2 separate regions of the Homo sapiens genome follow, and region 1 is linked to region 2. A link is an interaction called in ENCODE POLR2A ChIA-PET data of the cell type or tissue named here. Cell type or tissue: A673. All regions are shown on one strand. Links, peaks and the distances in the headings refer to the core of each region. The heading gives the core; the rest is flanking DNA.

Region 1 (2,914 bases), core at 239-2,738, 150 kb before region 2:
ATCTGTAATAAATGAAAAAGTGAAAAAGAAAGTAACAAATCAGCATTTGGTATGACCCTACTTATATCAAAACACACTGATCTACTTATTATCTACTCATTAAAAGGAAGCTGGAATGATACATACCAAAATACTAATGATTTTTGTCTATGTGTTTTATTCTCTTTCTCCTCTAAAAATCATGGCAGATAGCCAGCGGGAGGTTGTCCATAGGATTCTCTGGTATAGGGTTTTTGTCTCCTTAAATGGGTCACAGGCCACCTAAGAAACATCCAGTACTAGGTTCCCTGGCTGATGTAGCTGTAAGCTCAATGGGAGCCTAGACCTTACCTGTATTATTCATTACTGTATCCGGAGGGCCTAAAATTGCCTGGCACCTAGTAGGTATTCAATAAGTACTCGAATTAATGAATCGTACCAGAGTACCAATTTTACTTAATGATAGGCATATTAAAACATTATTTTGACAAAGTAAAACTGAAGTACAGACCGGACACAGTGGCTTACTCCTATAATCCCAGCACTTTGGGAGGTCAAGGAAGGAAGATCGCTTGAGCCCAGGAGTTTGAGACTAGCCTGGGCAACATTGTGAGACTCCATCTCTACAAAAAAATTTTTTTAATTAGTCAGGTGTAAGGGTGTGTGCCTGTAGTCCCAGCTACTTGGGAGGCTGAAGTGTGAGGATCACTTGAGCCCAGGAGTCTGAGGCTGCAGTGAGCCACAATCACAACACTGCACTCCAGCCTGGGTGACTGAGCAAAATGCTGTCTCAAAAACAAAAAAACAAACTAAAGTACAAAATTTACAAAAATTTAAGCTAAAAACAAGACTTCTAATAGTTGATCCTTTGTATACACGATTGCAATGCTGGAGGGCAGAAGTTAGTTTTCTTCTATATGTGTATTTTCCCAGAAGAGTTTGAGAAACAGTAAGTTAGTGTCTCTGTTTAAGGCCTTTCCCAACCCCTCATGAGGCCAGGTATTACAATCTTTAATTTACAGATGAGAAAATGAAGGTTCAGTGGTTGCAAGATCACACAGTTACACAGTGGATTGAATCAGGATTCAAATCCAGGCCTGTCTGTCTCCAGAACTCATCTGTGGTTTTGAGAGGTTGAAAGCAAGACAATGAAAAGGACATTGCAGATCATGACAGCTACTGTCTGCACTTCCTAACAAGTCACCATCCCTTACCCCTGAGCTCCCAGGTCTAAGAGGTGCTTTTTCTTAACCCTTAGAGAATCCAGAGGACGATTTGTCACCAGGGTTATTAGCATTTCTCCCTGGATATCGACAGCTTGTCTTTCCTCCCTCCAACCAGTGACTGATTTCTTCAAATGCTCGCCAAATACAGCCCAAGTCACCATGGTAAATGTATTGACAGACTCATATTAACAGCTACTGAGCATTTACAGGGTTGTAAGTTATGCGGGGTGGGGTGGGGGAAGATAAGAAAAATCACAGGGAAATAAAACAAGTTCAATCAGCAGTGACAATTATTTATTTAAAAGCTGCTGGTTGGAACAGTTTTTAGAATATATTTTAATTGCTAATTATGGTTTCTAACAGGAGAGTGGCCTCAATCAGAATTGCTCCTCCTTAAAGCTAATCATTAATATTTTAGCGGCTTGGCTCAGAAACTGTGCTCATGCAGTTGGCCCACCCACAGCTGTGTCTATGCAATCGACTTTAGCTTTAGCTGCTCACTTGGAAACAGAAAGTCTACCGCATTGGTTGGTTTGCTATGCCACTCCCAAAGCGTGCTATTCCATTTGCCATAAGGCAGTAGTAGTCTTCTAAATACTTACTTCTCTGAAGATTGAGGCTCGTTCAATAAGCAAAATTGTGCTCTAAGCCACCCAAACAACTGTCAGTTTTTCAAAGGAATGACCTATCTTTTCTAAGTTAATTTACACCTTTTACTGGGGGACATAAGTGTTGCCTTAGGCAAGATAGAGAATCCTGAAGAGTTTGTTTTCAGTTTCTAATTCCCTGGGCACTTCTGTGTGAACTTCATAACAAATAAGGTCAGCTTCCAGGCCCAGGGAGGTGCCAGGGGTAAACAGACGAGAGGGCGCTCTGGGGTCCCAAGAGTGTGAGTATGTTTTGGCATTGCCCCATCTCCCAAGTTTCCAACTTCACATGCTTCTTAAGGAGAATCTAATCCTCAGGAGAGAATTTAATCTGTTCATTTGCACGCATCTCATCAGCACCCTGCTTTGTTGTGGACTGTTTGATGTCCTAAGGAAAAGACTTCGAAGTCTTTTAAAGCCTTTTTGATGTGAACCAGAAAATCATGTTTTGTCAAGAGTGCACTCAACTTGAACCTCAAAAGGTTCAGGACTCAGAAACCACATGGTTCAAGTGGGATTTAAACTGGGCAAAATCACTTCCTTGTCTTTCTCTGCAAGTCCCTCCCCTGGCCTTTGTGCTAGCAGTTGCTGTACACTGTTGGGCCTTTTCCTCTTTCTTTTTATTCTCTCTTTTGCTCACACATGTGTGTGTGTGAGCACACACACGATCTCGACAAGAAAACCTAGGGAAAAAGAAAAATATATTACCCCCCCTAAAACTGGCTGTCTTTCCACTAAGGGTGAAAGCCATCTCCAGCTCCACTCTGTCCTCCCAGATTCAGAATGGTCATTGCTGGGCCCCCCAGAGGCCCAGGCTGCTTTAGGTGAGGGTCAAATGATTTACAGAGCCAAACAACTATGATTACATCCTTAATCGAGGCATTTAACTAGATACAAGACAAGAGCTCCCTGCGCTCCAGGGAGCTTTTGCAGAGAAAAGTGGAAACTTGCTTCAGGGACTTTGTGTGTCAAGGAGGCATATACATTAGGACGATTCTGTTAAACTTGGAAATGGAAGGAGAGGGATTTGACTCCTCCTAAAATCAGAGGGAAGAACTGAGC
Region 2 (2,914 bases), core at 313-2,812:
GGAGTAGCCTGAACGTGCTGGATACCGACTCAAATCATGCTGCCCATGGAGGCTCTGACTAGATAGGGCTCCCTGACTGGGATCCAGTGGGAATGGGCCCTTTCCTGAGGCTCAAGACTTGGAGAGAAGCATAGGAAATCGTGGCAGTTATGAGCTGCAGGGCCGCTAGGGACAGCATTCTTTGAGAGTGTATTGGAATGAGCAAGTGTGGCAACTCTGCATGGAAGCAAGCCCACCCACCCCTCACAGGTGTCCCTGTGGCAGGATCTTCCAACTGGCTGGTTGGTTGGCTTCTACTGGCCCACTTCTCTCCAAGCCTGGGCCTTCTGTGCCTCCATGGTCCCATGATGACTTTGAAGAAGACAGAGCCTCTCCATACTCCCCCATTTCTGCATATCACATGGAATACAGTAGTTTGCTCCTGCAGGCGAACAGTATGTGCCTGTCCTGGAGCTGGTGGGCACCAGGACTGCCAGCCCACATCACTCCAAGATCCAGGTCCCACAGCCTTTCTTGAGAGGGAGAAAGGAGCCAAGGAGGCCTCCAGAGTCTGCTGGTCTCCCTCCTCTTCAAAGGTTTGAGTCTGCTAAAAGTGAGAATGACATGCATCTCCCTGAGTTGGGTCTGCCCCTAAGTCTTAAAGAGATGAAAGCATGAAAGCCAGAGTGTCCATCGCCTTTTCCAGTATGGTGCCTGCTCTTTTGCTGGTCCTGGCTGTTGGCCTGTCTGCCAGTCTGTCCGGCAGACCTCAATGGATGTGCAGCTTTCCTTGCCTCAGCCTAGCAGCTCTCCCCCACATCTGCCTCACCTAATCTTCAAAGCTGAGCTCCCGCTCACAAGGGCTTCACCGTGGCCATACCCATTAGCGAGGGGGGTGTTCCCCTAATGAGCTATCCCCTGCCTTGGCTGGCGCCGGGCTAGCCACACCTGTTTGCCATCAGGGCTGTCTCGGCCCAGCCAGTATGGCTCAGTTGCAGGTGGTAGGGCTGAATGAGGAGTGGGGTGGGGAAGGCTGGCTCCTTTTGCTTTGTCCTGTGTGCTTATAGGGGTGAGGGGCAGTTTCTTACACCCCTGTTTCCTCTATATTGTTCTCTTCTTTCTAAGTAGGGGGAATGCTCTTTGCTTTCTTTTCTGTTATTCAAAAGGAGTAATAAAGGAACTTGAGTATCTCATCTCATTTTCCCTGGATGGAATAGAGAGGAGCTAGTTAGGGTCTGAGGGTAGGGCTTGTTAATCTTTTCAGGTGACCCTGAGGGGCCAGTGTGGTAATAGCAGGATCATATGATAAATGCCAAGGGCGGACCCCCTTTCTGGCCTTAGACCCATAGTCTTTGGAAAGCAATCATGTCCCTTGGTTTAGAGCCCACAGGCAGGACTGGGGGACCCTTCCTTAAAGGGGCCTCTTGCATTCATGAAGCTGAAGGAAGTTTTGATTTGGTTGAAAAAAATCTCATTCCTTTTTATGGCCTGGACATAATTGGCTCTTTTCTATTGGCCATCAGTGATGTCATTCCGGCCCTCATAAAGAAGGGGAAATCACACCTGTGGACTCGGTGCATAAAATTTCATTGGGCAACAATAATAAGCATGACCAGATGATGTTTGGGCAGTTGGGGAGCTTTGTGCCCAGTGAATCCAGCTGCATGGAGACCTGGGCACCATAAACCTGCCTGCACGTTTGTGCCCGCAGGCTAGTCCAGGGCCCACTGCCAGTGGCTCTTTTCTTGGAATCACAATCTGGTAGGAATGTACAGCATTCAGACCCTTTGTGCCTGGGGAACTTTTTTTTTTTTTCTGAGAAATTGGTGGAACCATGTACCCACTGATACCCACCGACCTTAGGCTCCTAAGAACCTTGAACCCAGGTGTGACCTTGAGCAGTGACCACTATGCTACTTGCTTCTCTAAGGCCCAGGCTTTGCCTTCCCAGGGACTGTAAAGAGCCCTGAGTGTATCTATACAGCTTATGCCTGTGCAGTCAGAAGCTTTAGGTTCTGTTTCTGGTACTACCCTTGCCTTGTTGTATGATTGAGCAAATCCTTTTCTTCTCTGAGTCTCAGTTTCCTCTTTTGTGTAAGGGATGATGACCACTCTAACCCACCTTCCTCACAGATTTCCTGTCTTGATCCTCTCTAAGCTGGGGTAGGGTGTGTGGTAGAGATGTGTAACTGTCTTCCCATGAGGCACTTGCAAGCTCAAGTTCTGGCATTTGACCCTATGTCTCTCATGAAGATGGGGCTGGGCCCTGCTACATTTGTACAGCTTGTGTCTTGGAGTCACAGGGCTAGGATGACCCAGAGGACTACTCAGCAACCTGAATTCCTGCGAGTGAGTCTACAAACTGCATGTGTACCTGCAAGTGACTAGAGCCCCTGAGTGAGAATTATAGTGCCTAACCCCCATGTGCATCAGTCAGACATGGGATTCAGAATGGCACTCAGGACTGCTGCTGAGCCATATCTCAGGCTGAGTATCCAACCTGACTGTCTGGTCTGTCCTCAGTGTGGCCCCTCTGGGATAGGTCTTCCTCTGAGAAGAATAGGCATCATCCTACTGACCTAGACCCTTCCTAGGCAGTGGAAATGCCTACAGCTATGTCTACCCTTAAAATTCTGCTAAAGAGAGAGCCCATCCCTCTCCCAGGGCTAGCCAGAGCCAAAAGGACTCCTGGCCTGTGTCAACTAAAAGAATCAGAGAGTACTGCAGTTGGCTAGGGGAGAATAAGATCGAGGCTCCCTGCCTTTTGCTGGCCAGTCCCCCTGGCTTATTCCTTTGTAGATTCTGCTGCTTCTGGTGGCCCCCTTCACTCATAGACCTTAATGTGATTTTTCTAAAATAGCTGAGTTCAGCAAGCATTTCCACAAATATGAAGGATAAGGAACATGAAAGAAAGATTGAAGGAAATAGAATTATT

The links. ChIA-PET counts read pairs that join two places held together with the same protein. Peaks named below come from ENCODE experiments on the same cell type or tissue, not always from the same donor. Only the 100,000 strongest peaks of a DNase experiment are listed, where the experiment ranks them.
Region 1: POLR2A ChIA-PET joins it to region 2 with 5 read pairs; 4 of 35 experiments call an interaction of 5 or more read pairs at or near these places.

The regions. Positions count from the first base shown.
Region 1 is chr1:44,435,996-44,438,909 of GRCh38, reverse strand. The region is part of intron 2 of RNF220 (ring finger protein 220); the gene reads right to left. Among named protein-coding and RNA genes, the nearest start is that of RNF220, 32 kb to the right of the region's middle. RefSeq lists an enhancer at 2,056-2,557. In A673, for the core only: no CTCF peak of the experiment used is centred there; a DNase peak (open chromatin) is centred at 1,719.
Region 2 is chr1:44,287,727-44,290,640 of GRCh38, reverse strand. All of the region lies in intron 6 of ERI3 (ERI1 exoribonuclease family member 3), which reads left to right. Among named protein-coding and RNA genes, the nearest start is that of SNORA110, 37 kb to the right of the region's middle. In A673, for the core only: no CTCF peak of the experiment used is centred there; no DNase peak of the experiment used is centred there.